Linked DNA regions of Mus musculus: region 2 is linked to region 1. Evidence: chromatin loops called from intact Hi-C (ENCODE). Cell type or tissue: left cerebral cortex. All regions are shown on one strand. Each heading gives the region's core, and the rest is flanking DNA. Links, peaks and the distances in the headings are about the cores only.

Region 1 (8,114 bases), core at 2,520-6,519:
TGCCTGCAGTTCCACAGTAGCCTCTGTAAGCTAAAGATCCAACGTCTGGCCCCTCCTAAAAATCTGCTTGAAGCAGTTTGTGTTTTCTAGACTAGGAGAGCAGGAAACCAAGGGACAGAGTTTTCCCCATCACCGTGTCCAGTCTAGCTTGTATGTGTATTAAGAGGGCTCTGTCATTGTTGTCTATTTGTGCTTGGACCCCTGGAGCCTTCCTGGTCGCTTTGCAGCCATGGGCAGTCCTAACTATAATCTTATCCCAGAACGAAATCCTTGCTTCACTAGTTCCTAGCTGTGGATTGCTGGCAAGCTTCTAACCTGGTCTTTTCCTCCCTAGGAGTAACAGCAGGCCATCTGGGTCTAGCATGCCCTCTGCTTGTGCACCAATGGCTGCCACTATTGCTAAGCCTTCAGCCGGCCTGTTGGGAGGGGGCAGCTTTTGACAGTCTTTGTACATCTCTTCTGCTCCACAGGCAGCGAGTATGATGAGGAAGAGGTGGACTATGAGGAGTCAGACAGTGATGAGTCCTGGACCACAGAGAGCGCCATCAGCTCTGAAGCAATCCTCAGCTCCATGTGCATGAATGGAGGGGAAGAGAAGCCTTTCGCCTGCCCAGTTCCAGGGTGTAAAAAGAGATACAAGGTAAAGGAAAGGTCTCTTCACTCAGTGTAACTGCTTGGCAAAGAAGCACTGTAAAATAGCTGCCCTTTGCAATTCTAAAGAGAGCTGCCTGTGTGCCAGGGATAGACACTCATCGCCCATGTTCATGAGAGCGAGAGCCTCAGGGACATGTACCCAGTGCCGTCCGGTGAGCACTGGCTGGGGTTCTGGGTGATTGGCAGCCTTTCTCTTTCTCTGACTTGCGTGGGAGACTAAAGTCAAAGAGCTCTGTGGTAATCGGCCTCTGGTTTTGATGCCTGTCAGAATATCCAGTGAAGGGGCTGGAGCATCCGTGGTAGAGATGGTGATTAGCATGCAGGAGAGACTCCGATCCATCCAACACCATAGAAACAGAGCAAGGGCTGTGTCAACCTACTTATTTGCAAAACACTTTTTTTCAGTGCATAGATTTCCAGGTGGCTGGGCCTGTAAAAGCCTCAGCTGGGTTTACAGAGCCTTCTGGAAAACAGGGTTGGGTGTTTACCTTCCAGCTGGGCAGTTCTTGCCCTCTCCCGCCTCCCCATAAAAGACCAGGAAAAGAAAATGCTTTGATTTCTCCCTCTTGCCAGCATCTCCTCTGTCCACCTGCTGTGTCTAACAGTCCTAACACTAGGTGACTTGGGTAGCTGGTGGTACTAACTTTTCTACTGAGAAAACTGCTAAGGACAAAACAATAAAAGAAGCGCCAAGGAGAAGTGTGTGCAGGAAGTCCCCACAGGTGTTAGCAGCTCTTTAAAATCAACTGTGTAGAAATGAAAAACTCCGGAGCATGGCTGGTGGACACGAGGGCACCAGCTTACCGTCTGTGCAGACCGCCTAGGTTTTAAAGGCTTGAAAGTTGGTAGCATGCGCGCATCTCACGCTGTTCCTTAAATATGTGTCTCTGAACAACTGTTAGTATTTTAATCTTTCTATTAGAAAAGCAGAAACCCCAACAACTTCACAAAGGCGAGGGCGTCACTCTGCTGCTGCGCCAGGACTGGTAGACCAGATGGCCTTTGTTAAACAAACATGCAAACCCTAGGACAGAGGTGTGAGTCTTATCAACTCTACAAGGGCTGCCCAGTCCAGGTCAGCACACATCACAGAACACACGCGTACAGCTTCCATATCCAAGCTTAGAGGCACAGAGAAGAGGAGCCTCTAACGGTAACATCACAGTAAGCCAAAGGGCAAGATAGACCAGAACACCCCCGAGGGCAGCTCTCACTGCAGAAGGTTTTCCTCCTGTTTCAGTGTCACAGTAACAGCTGGACAGGGTATGTCACCGGTGTTCTGCCTGTGGTGGACCCATTCTCTCCACATCAGCTGCTCTTCAAACTGTGGCCGCCTCTCCAGTGCCTGCGGTGTGATCAGAGCCTTGTACAACAGCCGTACTGAAGAGGGATCTAAGGACTCGAATCGAGGGGGGCCTCAGAAAGAGGAGGAGAAAACACAAACTCCACCCTTCACTCTGGGCCAGAAGGGTGGAGCATTCTTCCCCTCCCTTAATTGTTGAAGAGTCTCTAGCAACCTCTTCCTCTATCGAAGCCTGGGTTCACATGGGCTTTGAATGCTCTCTCCTGTTAAGGCCAAGAGCAAACTTAGTGACCCTGTGCTGCAGGAACTGAGTAGCGGATGGCTCTAGTGGCTGTGAGGGAACTGTGTCCCTTACTGATTCAGAATGCCAGGTGACATAGCACAGAGACACCCCTAGCCACTCCTCCCAGCAAGATGCTGAGCTGCCCTGTGGCTGTAGAGCAGCAGAGCTGTCCTGAGAGAATTCACTCACCTTCACTGTGCATAGGCCCCTGACATGGTGGATAACCTCAGAACCAAGAAAAGGGTAGTACCTAGAGAAGGGGGTACCAGGCTCTCTGCACCCCAGACACCCTGGCCTGTCATGGCAGGATGTTTTGTTGGCGGTGGCAGCTGTGTGGGCAGTGGCTTTGGTGGTGTCTGTCCAAATCCCTCCTGTGTGCTTCCTGCCTCCCTGACGCCTCCCTCCCCTCTGGGCAGCTTCCACTCTTCTGCTTTGGAGGGAGCTCAAGAGCAGAGCCCCACCCCCTACCCCAGCTCACTGCAGCCTCTTCCATGGAAAACTTTCCATGGAAAAAAAGCAAGTCTAAGTGCTCAGTGTTCCCCTGTGATGAGTCGCTCTTCACAGGTGTCTCTGCTGAGACCACAGCAGACAGACAGACCAGCATGGGCTCCACTCCACTCCACTTCTTGGGGTATTCCCACAAGAGGCGGGGGGCTCCCAGATGGATCCAGTTTCCTTTGAAGCCCTCATGGAGTGACAGGAGGTCTGCAGTTAACTCAGGAGCCTTCAGTGTGCTCCTTCAACCCGTGTTCCACTTGAAATGTGTCCTGGGCTTAGATGGTGGCTCTTTGCCTGGCCTTGCCTAGTGTGTGCAGTGGGCCTGGGTGCTGTCCGGAGCTCCACAAGAACTCTTTCCTAACGTCTCTTAAAACCTAGGAAATACTAAGCTCTAAGAGTAGGGGAACAGAGTCAAATCCTGCCAACAGACTCTTACTCTTTAGAAATATTTGACACTGAGGAAATCTCATAAAGTATCTTTGTGTATGAAAAGGAGACGTGTTTGATACTCATACATTCAAGTACAGTGCCTCCTCTGATGTGAGTAGCGAGCCCGTCCCACCACAGTCCCTCGGTACCTTCCACAGAACGGTGTGGACACCAAGCACGTGACCCATGGCGGAGTGGTGTGCTTCTGACTGCCTGGCTCTTAGTGTGTTGGCGCTGTGGAGGCAGGAGGCACACACCTCCAGATGCTCTCCCTGTAACCGCGGCTCTCCTCTCCTTCCTCACCAAACTCCCCCAGAAACCCTCACTGTGTCCTTTCCATCAAACACCGAAGACCTCAAGGGCCTGATTTCCAGCTTTCCTATCCAGGGTGGCATGTACTGGCTATATCTGGCCACTCCATGGAGGTGGATGGCCCCATTCAGCATCTGGACCGCAGGCCTCCTGTGGACTACACGTTTTGGAATAGCCTGTAGTTTTTCTCCTGACAAGCATAATTTGATAAGGGCAGTAGTTCTTAATGGCAGAATCCAAATTCCCCTTCTGTTGCCTTCCTTCCTAGATAGCCCAGTGGCAAGACCATTTAGAGTCCCAGGCCTTCACAGTAGGAAGGCGTGCCAAAGTCCCCCAGCTATGTGTTTAAATGGAGCAGTAAACAGTACCTAGCATTTTAGGAGGGTCCTTGAGGAAATACAGACTACGCAAGTGCCATTCCTGAGTCCTGTTCCAGTTCTGTAAGGCAGGTCGGTCACTCTCTGTCATTTCCTCACCCGATAGGCAGAGAATAAAACAGACCTGCTCTGGCCTCTGCATACCCACAGGCACACACGTGCACACAAACCTTCTCTCACACAGAGAATGTGGTCTCTACACACAAGTGTGCACACACACTCTCTGTCACACACTGATCAGTCAACACTGTGGTAAGCCTTCCCCACTGCTACCTGGGAGTAGGCTAAACCGCAGCAGCATGGATGCCGCCCTGGACGCTCTGGACACCCTGAGAATGCTTCCAAATGTGCAGTTGGCGCCATTCTTCCCAGAATAAAGCCGTATAAGGTAGTTGTTTTTCAGAAACAGCCGGGAAAAGGCTACAGAACTTGCTGGACTCATTTCCCATTCCTGGTGAACTATGTGAGGATTTAAATGCTGGCTTCAGCTCTCCCCTGGCCTAGCTAGCTACAGTTGTTCTGTCGTTTTGCTTCTTAATGTATTTTCTCTATCTTGACAAGGTCTGAGTGGTAGTGGGCATAGGACTAGCTTGTCACTTGTTTGTTTGAACCGTTTTATGACTGAACTTGACACAAGTTAGTCATCCAAGAAGGGGGAGTCTCAATTTAGAACATGCCTCTGTAAGATCTGGCTGAAGGCAAGCCTGTAGGACAGTTTTTAAATGAGCAACTGATGGAAGGAGGGCACACCACCATTGTGGGTGGTGTCGTCCCTTGGTTGGTGCTCCAGGGTTCTGTGAGAAAGCCGACTGAGAAAACCATGGGAGCAGTCCAGTAAGCAGCACCCTCCGTGCCTCTGTCAGCTCCTGCCTCCAGGTGCCAGCCCTGCTTGTGTTCCCGCCCTCACTGCTTTTGTTGATGAGCTGTTACATGGACCTGTTAGTGAACTGAGCCCCTTTCCTCACCAAGTGGCTTTTCATGGTATTTCATCACAATCATAACCCTCACTAAGACACCCATCTTCCAACGACCCATGGAAACAGGACGTGAAATGTTTAGTAACCATCCACCTCAGAGACTCTAGTGTTCAACTGAAGATTCACTCAGCAAGCAGACAAGATGCATTCTTAGCATTTATAAGCCAGAGAACCACCTTCACCACATTGGATTTAGAAGTCACAATTTCCAAGTTTTGAGGGGAGTGCTAGGGAGTAAATCTGGAATTCCATGCATGCCAGGCAAGTACTCTGTTACTGACCTACAACCTGGGAGTTCTTTTCTTCTAAATTGTCATTGTCCCCCTTCCTCTCTCCGTCCCTGCACATAACACCTACATCTTGTCTTAGTTACAGTTACTGTTGCTGTGATGTAACACCATGACCAAAGACAACTTGGGGAGGAAAGGGTTTATTCCTACTTAGTTTCCTATAATAGTTTATCATAAGAAGCAGTGAGGGAAGGAACTCAAGCAGGACAGGAACCTGGAGGCAGGAGCTGATGCAGAGGCCATGGAGGGTGCCGCTTACTGTCTTGTTTTCCATGGCTTGTTCAGCCTACTTTCCTAAGAGGCTAGACCTACCAGTTCAGGGGTGACCCCACACACAGTAGGCTGGGCCTCTCCACATCAATCATTAAGAGAATGCCCTACAAGCTTGCCTACAGCCCCATCTTAAGAGCATTTTCTCAACTGGTTCCCTCCTCTCAGGTAACTCTAGCTGGTGTCACGTTAAAATAAACCTAGCCAGCACAACTTCCAATTATTTTTTCACAGTTCTGAGTTGACTGAAATTGTCACCTGAATGTAGCTGCTCTAAGACATCAGCCTGGGGCTAAGGCCATTGGAAGGTGCGTCTGGGCTAGATGTCCAGCTGGTACCTTCACCACAGACCTGCACTCCAGTGGGCTGCCTAGGCTTACCTACCTGCCATCACAGGAGGTCCGTATGAACTTGCTCCTCCAAGCTCCAACTCCCAACGTGCCTCTTAGCAAAATATGGGGTGTTCAGCCCAAGGCAGGAGGCTAACGATGCGAAAGACCAGAGCCAGGCATGTGTGTGGACAGAGCCCATTTGTTTTGACTCAGGCCAGACCTGGAAACAAGTACAGCCTCTTGCCCTCAGCTTCAGTCATGCAGAGTTCTACCACAGAACGTGTACTGCAAATCCAAAGATGGTGTAACAGCAGACACCTCTCGGCCACGTTTTAACAGCAATCTTAATACTGAGGTGTGTGTTGTGAGGAGCCATTTAACATGTGCACTCTGCAATAGTGTGCCATGGGCCAGGCAAGCATTATGATGCCCTCCAAAGAGCATCCAGAAACTCAATGTTTTCTGAAGCTCAGGGCATCTGAGAAGTGGCCTAGGTACTTAAGGGACAGCCTCCTCACCCTTTTAGTAACCCGTGCTCAGCACCGGTGCGCTGTGCTGTCCGTTCCTGTCCTCTAATGTGGCAGCTACCGATAGATACTGAGACTCCAAGTATCTTCTCTGCTCGTTCTTCACCTCTGAGGCCTGTTTCTCAGGCTTAACCAGATGAGCAGTATCTAGTTTGCTAAGCTGGTAAATAATCTCATAGTATGTAAACTAGTGAGATAGTAAAACCAACTGCTGGAAAACATTCTGATATTTTTGTTTTACTTATTATTTTATTACTATTATTTGTTGAGGATTCTATTATAAAATTTACCCTTAATAGAGTGTTAAAATAAAATCCTGCACCTGGATGGGGACTCCGGAACTATTCCCAACATATCTGGTGTATATGATGAATAGCCAGTGTGTGGTTTCAACAAACCTGGGTGACACACGGCAGCTGGGTGTTCTTTTCCATGAATTCCGCTGAGAACAATTAGCAGCCACGCACAGGGAAGGAAAGCCATCTCACTACAGTCATGAAAATATGCTTCATCTAACTATAAAGCTAACCCTCTAAGTTGTAGTAGACAGAGTCTAGGTCAGGCAAAGATAAGATGAAAACTGTTCAGCAAAAGTGAAGGTGTTAGCAGCTGTTAGAGCGAGATACAATCTGAAAAAGAAGTCTTAAGAAATATACAGAGAGTATATAAGTATGCTGAAACTTGTCAGCAACCTAGTAAAAATGGACATACATTTAGGAAAGAGATTTCAACAAAAAAAGTATATGTAACCTAAACCCATGGAACACTGCTACTTTCATTATCATAGTTTAACACCCATGACAGCATAATGCATGGCTGTAAAGTAAAAGATGCACTGCAAATAACATCTTAAATTTATGACTATTCTTTATCATGTGTGTACATGTGCAGGTTCTGCTGGGGCCAGAAGAGGGTATGAGATTCCCAGGGCAATTGCACACAGCCCTATGTGGGTTCTGGGACATTCTGCTAATCTAAACACCCAGATTCTTATCATCTGCTGCTAAGAAATCTACTCAGCATGTTGTTTTTCATGGGACTGACTTTATATAAATAAAGGTTTAAAAGCATGCTGTCTGAACGCAGTACATCATCAAAAGCAGTGCCCATGGGCTCTGAGCACTCACCTATGCTGAAGCACGGCCAGCTAACTCTGCCAAAGCCTCCAGGTGAGGTTTAGAGGGTACTTACCACAGCTTATGTCTTACATTCAGTCTGCCTTACCCTACTTTTTGTATTCTTTAGAACATTGTGTTCATTGGTCATTCTGAAATATTCACAGAATTTCCAATTAATTCTCTTCCAAGCAGAAAACTTTAGTAGCTGAGAAGCAAGGCTTCAAGAAACCAAGGGAAGTGTTCCATTAATTTTCTTACAAAGCCCTGGCACACACAGCCCAGGACCAGCAAACCCACATGAAGCCCACCCTCTGGATCCATCCAGGAGCTGCTTTGCTGGAATCTGACCCATGCTGAGGTTTGCACGAGTGTGACAGGACATTTGGTGACCCTAATAGGTAATTTTTTTTTATCTTCTCCACAGAATGTGAATGGCATAAAGTACCATGCTAAGAATGGTCACCGAACACAGATTCGCGTCCGCAAACCATTCAAATGCCGGTGTGGGAAGAGTTACAAGACAGCTCAGGGCCTGCGGCACCACACAATCAATTTCCATCCCCCAGTGTCTGCCGAGATGATCAGGAAGATGCAGCAGTAGCGTGCTGGTCAGAACTGTGCCAAGAAATCCTCACCAGCAGTTGCTGATTTTGAAAACAGCCACCTTTTTTCAGGGGAAGCACTCAGCAACCCTTTAATGAAAAATAATTAAATGCATGCTTTAACCTTTTCTGTACTTTTGGA
Region 2 (8,114 bases), core at 2,551-6,550, 51 kb before region 1:
AGATGTGCTCTGACAAGGAGGTCAGACTGCCCTGCATCTGGGTGCCCCTCAGGTGGCCAAGCCTAGCAAGCTCTTTCACATGTGGACTCTTCTCATTCAGAGCCAAGATAAGCCAGACCTGGAAACACCTCACTGCTAAGACCTACTCATCTGGAAAGCACAGCCTTTTCTGGTATCATAGAGTTTTCCTTTTCTTAATGAATTGCATGGTTAGAAAAGCTTTTTTAAAAAGTAGTTATCTGTTCTGTAATGCCCTCCCTTCACCCCACTAGGCCTGATGAGGAGGCTGACTCCCCCGCCTCAGGAGTTGAATTAACTCCTTCAAAGACACTGGGTTCCTTTCAGTGAATTACCCACTAAATGGCTGCCCAGTATCCTCAAAGATATAATGTCTCTTCACAAATTCCTCATGCTCTCCCAGGGGTCGATACAGACTTGAAGAAAGTCTGGTTAATTGCATGAATGAGGCCAGGACCGGCTGTGTAATTTAGCAGCAGTGGCTGGAAATGCCCTGTGCCAATCACAAGCCAGGTTGGGGTGGTGGGGGCCTTGCTGCTCCCTCCCTAGGCTTTCCCAGTTTTAATAGCCAAGCCTAGCACTTTGTCTGACTGCTTCCAGCATTCCATGAAGAAGCATGAATTCCTCTGCTAAATCCTTCATTATGTCCTTAGGGCCACAGGAGGCATGAATAGCCACCAAGCTCCTGTTGTTGATTACAGAGGTAAAGGAAGCAAATGTCTTAATCAGTTTTTTTTTTCAAGTTTCTTTGCTTGTTTTGTTTTGTTTTGTTTTTTTGTAACCTTCACCCTGATCTCAATACCTTGCTGACACCTTTGTCATAATTCCTGTCCTGGTTTCAGTTCCTGTCACTGTGAGAAAGCAATTTAGAAGACAAAAGGTTCATTTCATCTCACATTTCCACTGCAGGGAAGTCAAGGCAGGAGCTGGAAGTAGCTAGTCATGTCTGCAGTCAAGGGCAGAGAGAGAGAGAGAGAATGAAGGAAGACTTGAGCTCAGCTCGCTAAGGTCTCCATTCTTACATATTTCAGGATCCTGAGCCCAGGGAATGGAGCCACCTACAGTGGGTAGATGTTCCCATCTCAACATGCTTTAGACAGTCCCCCATGGCCATGCCTCATCTAGATAGTCTGTCACTGAGACCTTCTTCCTAGGTGACTCTAGATTGCATCACATTGACAGTTGAAACTAACCATTCCCTACATAAGAACTGCTCTAATTTTGGTATAGAGAGGGGAGGTGCTCTCCAGGCCCCACCCCATGCTGGGGAGCTATTGGCAGTTGGCCACTGCTCAAGGAGGGAGAATCCTTGTTTAAGGACATTCCATTATTAGGTTTACCATGTTCCAGCATGACTTCACACCCATGCACAGCACTAATTAGACTTACTGTGTACACACACACACAAAGCTGGAAGGAGGACTTGCTGTAGGGGATGTGGCAGGAGCTGGAGGAAGGGGGAGCATGTGATCACGTTTCATTGTATACAAACATGAAATTTTCAAGAATGTAGAAAACTTTAATAAATAACCAAGAAACATATTTTATAAGAAACTATGTACCAGACAATGTGAAGTACATCTTTGGTGCCTTTAAAATAAACACCTTACACACCAGTCATTCTCTGCATCATCTACAGCCATTGACAAGTAGGTGGGAGTTTCCTTTTGAAATGAGAGCTAGTTTGTGTGTATGTATGACTGTGCGTGCATGTGCACGTGTGTATACGTGTATATGCATTTGTACCTGTGAGCACACTCACGTGTATATGCACTTGTGGAGGCCAGAGGTCAGTGTCAGGTGTCTCTGTCTCTGTCTCTCTTAACATTATTCTTGGGACAGGGTCTCTCCCTGAGCTTAAGGGTGACACTTCGGCTGTGCCAGCTGACCAGCAAGCAACTAGGTCTGTCTGCCATCCCCCTACCAAATGGCCCCACACCCAGTTTTCCATGGGGGCTGAGGAACTGAATTCCTGCCATCAGTGATTGAGCAGTAAGTATTTTATCCAGTGAACCATCTCCTCCGCCCCAGAGTTTCTTACTTATCTAGTGGTTTGTGGGCATTTTGAGATGAAGTTTCAGCTCCTTATTGCACCAAGCCTGCCACTGACCAAGCCCTGAGCCCACACTGACATTTTCCATACCCCATGTACTTCAGCCAGGCTGGAAGACAGCCATCCCTGCTGAGCTTTGCTTCTGTTTGTTCTCGCTTGCTACTCTTGGGGTTGTAAACCAGTGTCCCTGTGTGCCTAGGTAGCCTTATGTCCTCTTCCTTCATCCTCCCAAATGATGAGGCCACAGACCATGCCACCATTCCCAGCCATGAAAGAAAATAAATTTTTGTGCAAAACAGCTGAACAAACACATGAATAAATCATGTGATTTCATTACAAAAGTAAGTTTTTGGGATTAGGGACACGGCTTTGTGGGTAAGATTACTTGCTCTGAGAGCACGAGGACCTGAGTTCAAATCCCAGCACCCTTGTAAAAACCCCAGTGTGGCTGCGCATGCCAGCAACCCCAGCAGAGGAGGAAAGGCAGAGGAGGAGCAGCAAACAAGGCAGGTCCAGGTAAAGACCAAGCAAGGCAGGAGCCGAGGAGAGGAAACGCCGGCAGTCACTCTGGTCTCCACGTGAGCACAGGCATGTGCTATTGAACACATGAGCCCTACTGAGCTTGCACCACACACTACACAACACACACAGGAAAAATGGAAAAATGTATTTTTTATTTTTATATTTGTGCCCCAAATAGTCGTCAAAAACACAGCAAATAAAAGGTGTGTTACCTTTAAAAAAATTTAAAGCTATCTCTGAAATCATTTGGACGGCTTGCCTTCCTCTGAAGAAGCAGGGGTATTGCCTAAGACTCGGCCTTAGCCCTCTCCCACCTTTCCATGCTAGCCCTCCATGTTTCCTCCTCTAGGGTGTGACTGCTCACCCCTTGTACACACCCTTGGAGTCTCACTGTCACTTGAGTCTCAGCACTTCCAAACAAAATTCTCCTTAGCAGCAAAAACAGCACAGTGGAGGGGACACCTTGTGCCAGAAAGAGATCTCTGTTTCAGTGGTCTTCACACAGGTCCCGCTGCCAACCGTGCTGTGGGAATTTAAACAGACTGTTAGGAGAGAGCTTGCCAAGTGTGCGCAAAAGGTTTGATCCCCAGCACCACCACGTAAGCTAGGCGTGGTGGCATATTCTACTAACCTCAGATGGGAAGTGGGAGCAGGAGAATGAGAAATTCTGACCATCCTTGTCTACTTATAGATGGTAAGATTGAGATCTGTCTGACAGCATGAAACCCTGTCTCGGGAGCAAAGCACCTAGCACAGAATGTTCTCAAAATCTAGATGTGGGGCTGCAGGGATGGCTTCGTGTTGAGAGTACTTGCCAAGCTAGCACAGGACTTAAGTTCAGTTCCCAGCAGCCAGGCTGGTGACTCAGAACCCCTGTGACTCAGCATCTCCTTGGGCACTCATGAGCTCATGGTAAACTCCAGATCCTCTCTTCTTTCCGTGTTGTGAACATTGATGACTCAGTCTGGCCATGTTTACGATGAGTCAGCTTGCACATTGCAGAGATGGTATAAGAAAAGGGTAGATTTAGACTGCTGCCTTCGGGCTTGACATACCAGGAATGTTCTGAGCTATTCCCCTGCAGCAGGGTCAGTATGAGAAGGCTTTTCCAGCCCAACAAAGGTTTACTGGACTCCTCAGAATTATTTTAGTTAGGGTATTTTGTCTTGTTTCCCCGCCATGACAAGAGTGGGGAAATCGCTCTGAGGCTGACCTTGTCGGGAATACTGAATGATGTCCTCCTTGAAAACTATCCCTGACTTCAGTAGACATTTAGAGGTTGATTGGAGCAAGCAGCTTGCTTTCCTTGGGAAAACAGGATGGAGAGGCTCCAGGTCACCAGCCGTGGCCTGCATGTTGTGTGCCAAGGTACCCAGGAGCTTGTGTCACTCCATGGGAAGTCCTGGGGCTGGCTCATTCCTGCCCTGAACCAGCCATGGGTCTTTAAAGGAGGTGGCATGCTTTTAAATTCTGGCTGCTATCCATTAAAGCTTTAATTAGCACTAATTAGGAATCTGGGGTAATCAGCTTGGCCTGAAATGGAAGCCTGTGTATGCTGGGAAGAAAGGCTTTGCTAAATAAACCAGCAGGATGAACAGTATTATGGGGTGAATGCTTTTCTGGGGAGCAGCTGATGGTAAGGATTAGTGCTTGCCCTGGGCATGCAAATGAGGGCTGCTGGCTACAAACAGCAGAAGAGCTGGAGGCCCCACCACACAACACTTCATTAACAGTTAAGTACAGTGACATTTTTTTAAAGTTTAAATACCCTGCTCTTTTTCTTCCAAATAACCTATAAATTCCCTCATTTATGGAGCTGTGTATGGGGTGAAGGATGTGGGTTAAGGTAGCTGGGAGATCTTGTGAAATACAAACTCATTTCAAAGGATTACTACACAGTGGCTTTGGGACATTTCTTTTTGCTCCTCAGCTTAGAGAACAGCAAAAGTACCAGCACACAATGCAGAGTAGCCTCCCATCTGCGCCGCCGCCGCAGAGCCTCCATTCCTGGAAGGGCTGGATCCAACCTTCCAGCGGAAGGAGGCCTCGGTATAACCGTGCTGCATCCATCTAGCAGTGCCCAGCCTTGGCATCCACCTAGCAGTGTCCAGCCTTAGCATCCACCTAGCAGTGCCCAGCCTTAGCATCCACCTAGCAGTGCCCAGCCTTAGCATCCACCTAGCAGTGCCCAGCCTTGGCATCCACCTAGCAGTGCCCAGCCTTGGCATCCACCTAGCAGTGCCCAGCCTTGGCATCCACCTAGCAGTGCCCAGCCTTGGCATCCACCTAGCAGTGCCCAGCCTTGGCATCCACCTAGCAGTGCCCAGCCTTGGCATCCACCTAGCAGTGCCCAGCCTTGGCATCTACCTAGCAGTGCCCAGCCTTGGCATCCACCTAGCAGTGCTCAGCCTTGGCATCCACCTAGCAGTGCCCAGCCTTGGCATCCACCTAGCAGTGCCCAGCCTTGGCATCCACCTAGCAGTGCCCAGCCTTAGCATCCACCTAGCAGTGCCCAGCCTTAGCAAGCACTGAAAGCCTCCTAGCTACTGTCTGCCCCGTCAGTTGTACTACAAAACTAGATTTTAGAGGCTGTATCAAAACTCTCTTCTCCCTTGACTCATTTTCCCATTTTGTAGTTTTAAAGCACTATGTGAAGACAAGATTAAAAAAAAATCTGTGACTTACCAATAATCACTATAAAAAATGGGAGGAAGTCAGTGAAAAAGACAGCAAATGTCCAGACGCATCACACTAGTGTTTTGTGCGTTTTAAAAACGTATCTTTATTAAAATGCTTAAACTGTCACAATTACCAACTACCTTACACTCTGCACGGCAGCACACATGGGCAGTCTCCTTTGCCAAGGATTTCTGCACTCACAAGCTCCCCATCAGCAAGAGGAAGAGACAAGAACAGTCACAGATCTTCTAACATTTTTCTTAAGATTATTCATGTGTGTGCTTTCTGAATAGCTGAATAAACACAGTCATAAAGGGGCGGCCTCCTGGAAAACAGAGCACTAAGGCAAAACGCGCATTTGTAAAAGCCTGGAAGACCTAATTGGCTTTTATTAGCAATTCTGGGGTGGCACGGCAACCCATTCTGCAGACAACAGTTGGTCTGGTGGTATGAGGAGGTTGCCTGTGGGCAGAAAAGGGCTTCAAAGGGCAAGGGCGACTTCAAAGCAGATTGGTGCAAAGTTACTTCCCTTCCAGGGTTAAGCAGAGGGACTCTCTCATCAAGAGGTTCAAGAAAAACCACTTTTAATTGGTTAGTAAGTCTCCTATTTTATGAAAGACTGACCGGTTAAAGGTTCAGTTGGATTAGTGTCACCGAGCAGGAGCGGCTGCGCTCTGAGTTGTTCTGGTCTGCCAGAGCCTAATGCACGAGCTCAGCCTGAGCCAATGGCCTCCCATGAATGTGATTTAATGCTCTTTAGAGCAATTCAACTGAACTCTTTCAATAAAAACGGGAAAAATCCTTTGGAAAAATATCAGCCCCCGAGGCCTGTGAAACTTGAAATCTGTACCTCTCAGATGCCCAGGCACATACATTATATGAAGGGATAGCCCACTGTATGGAGTCTATTTTGCTCCCAAAATAGTCACTGTCTAAGTGGATAAATCGCTTTAACAAAACATCTCATTGCATCTGGAGAGCTTGCTATACTTCTAGAGGACCTGAGTTAAATTCCTACCACCCACATACGGCATCCTATAACTACAGCTCTCAAGGATCTAACATCCACTTCCAGGCTTTGTGGATTTGCAATTTGCACATATATAGCATTCACTCACACAGCATGAACACTTCTGTAATGGAAAGTAAAGAAAAATGGAGCCTTCTAACTGCAAATATAGCTACATACCACAGCCCTTCTCTGGACTGTGTGGGAGTTGGCTCACCAGATGGCTGTTAGACTTAAAAGTACCTTCTTTTAATTTGGGGTGAAGGTCAGAGAGGACCAATATCCATGGAAATGCCATGCCCAGAGACTCTCGGATGAGAATTCCTAAGTAGGCCAAGTACTTCCCCTGCGTTCACCTTCTAAGGTCATGGCAACAGCTTCTGTGAGATCTTAGGATCATGTCTGCTTTGTAATAAGGGGCCCAAGTCCAGAAAGAGTAAACGGTTTTCCAAACCTCAGAGGACCAAGCAAATCAAGTTAGGGCCATGCATGCAGATTCCCAGTGTCTCAGTGAGTAGGCAGTGCTGTGTGTATACTGCACAGACACTGCAGCCAAAACTCCAAGAGGTCCTGGAGCCAATTTCTTTTCTCCCATCTTTAAATTTCTTCCAACCAGGTGTTACTGGTACATGCCCTTAATGTCCTCTGCACTTGGGAGGCAGAGGCAGGAGGATCTCTGATTTAGAGTCCAGCCTGGTCTACAGAGAGTTACAGGGCAGCCAGGGCTCACAAAGGAACCCTGTCTTGAAAAGGCCAAAAAATAAAAATAAAATAAACTTCCAGTTTATGGAAAGAATTATACCTCATCTTATTAGCAGGATTATGCTAATTTAATTTGCTTTCAGAAAAGACAAAACAGGAAAACTGGAAGAGCCATTTGTAGTTTTATACCACAAAATCTCATAAACAGCAGCTCTTTGTTTTGTCCATTTGTTTTTACATGGACGTGAAATTAACAATGAAACCCATGTGTAAGATCGGCTCTTACTGTTCCCTGTTCAGAGAAAGCTGGAGGGAGGGGAGGGTAGCAGGGAGTTTCCAGGTCTGCCTTCTAAGCCCAGGGCTGTGCAGGGGGAGCCCTTAGGACTTCTTTATTCTTAACATCAACAATGAAAAAGACCATGGTTTAATTTATTTGGAGCTAAAGAGTAATTGCTTCACTGATAGTATATGTTGACCTGTGACTTGTAAGGCTTGTTACTGGACCCTAAGTGAGTCAGGACTTTGACTGTGGTAAAACTGACCATATACTTCACAGGGCTGAAGAAAATCCCCACATTTGTTGAGAAAATACATGGCAGCGGAGAGAGGAGTCCTGCTTGTGACAACCGCTGCCTAACGTTGATGCATGGATTTCACTTAAGTGATTAAATCAAGGGCGAGATAGTGCTGTTTTAAGAGTTAAGAGAAACAGGGAGCAGGGAGGGAGGGAAGAGGGAGGGGATCGTCCATCCTAAGTATTGTCCACAGAGCAGCCTCTGGTCTCTGGATGGTGCTACCTCGAAGGTCTTGTAGCCTGTGTGTTTCCTGAACAGCTCATGGCCAAGGATCAGGGTCGTCTTGCAACCTCTGCCTCCTGGGCTGCCTGCTTACCCTCCTCCCGATTCCCAGAAGAAGCTGCTGTTCTGGGTCTGTGTGTGTTTTGTTTGTCATCTATCCTTTTGGCCAGCACATAACGGTCAGTCCCACCCAAATGTAAGCGTTCACTCTGCTCAACCTGAAGCAACTGAGAAGCTTTAAAGATTGATTTGTTTATTTATTAATTATGTGTACGTGTGTGGGGTAGACTGTGTGCACATGTGAATTCAAGTGTTTATCAAAGTACCCCGGACA

What was found. Peaks named below come from ENCODE experiments on the same cell type or tissue, not always from the same donor. Only the 100,000 strongest peaks of a DNase experiment are listed, where the experiment ranks them.
Region 2: it touches region 1 in a loop (2.5-fold over the local background); 5 of 42 quality-filtered maps call a loop at or near these places.

What each region holds. Positions count from the first base shown.
Region 1 is chr6:52,770,061-52,778,174 of GRCm38, reverse strand. It overlaps Jazf1 (JAZF zinc finger 1), which reads left to right. Exons shown (of 5, transcript NM_173406.3): 4 at 471-640; 5 at 7,795-8,114. The coding sequence ends at 7,971. Among named protein-coding and RNA genes, the nearest start is that of Gm52904, 25 kb to the left of the region's middle. In left cerebral cortex, for the core only: no CTCF peak of the experiment used is centred there; DNase peaks (open chromatin) are centred at 2,658, 4,327 and 4,610.
Region 2 is chr6:52,821,141-52,829,254 of GRCm38, reverse strand. The region is part of intron 2 of Jazf1 (JAZF zinc finger 1); the gene reads left to right. Among named protein-coding and RNA genes, the nearest start is that of Gm52904, 26 kb to the right of the region's middle. In left cerebral cortex, for the core only: no CTCF peak of the experiment used is centred there; DNase peaks (open chromatin) are centred at 4,077, 5,573, 6,051, 6,347 and 1 more place; H3K27ac peaks cover 2,399 bases.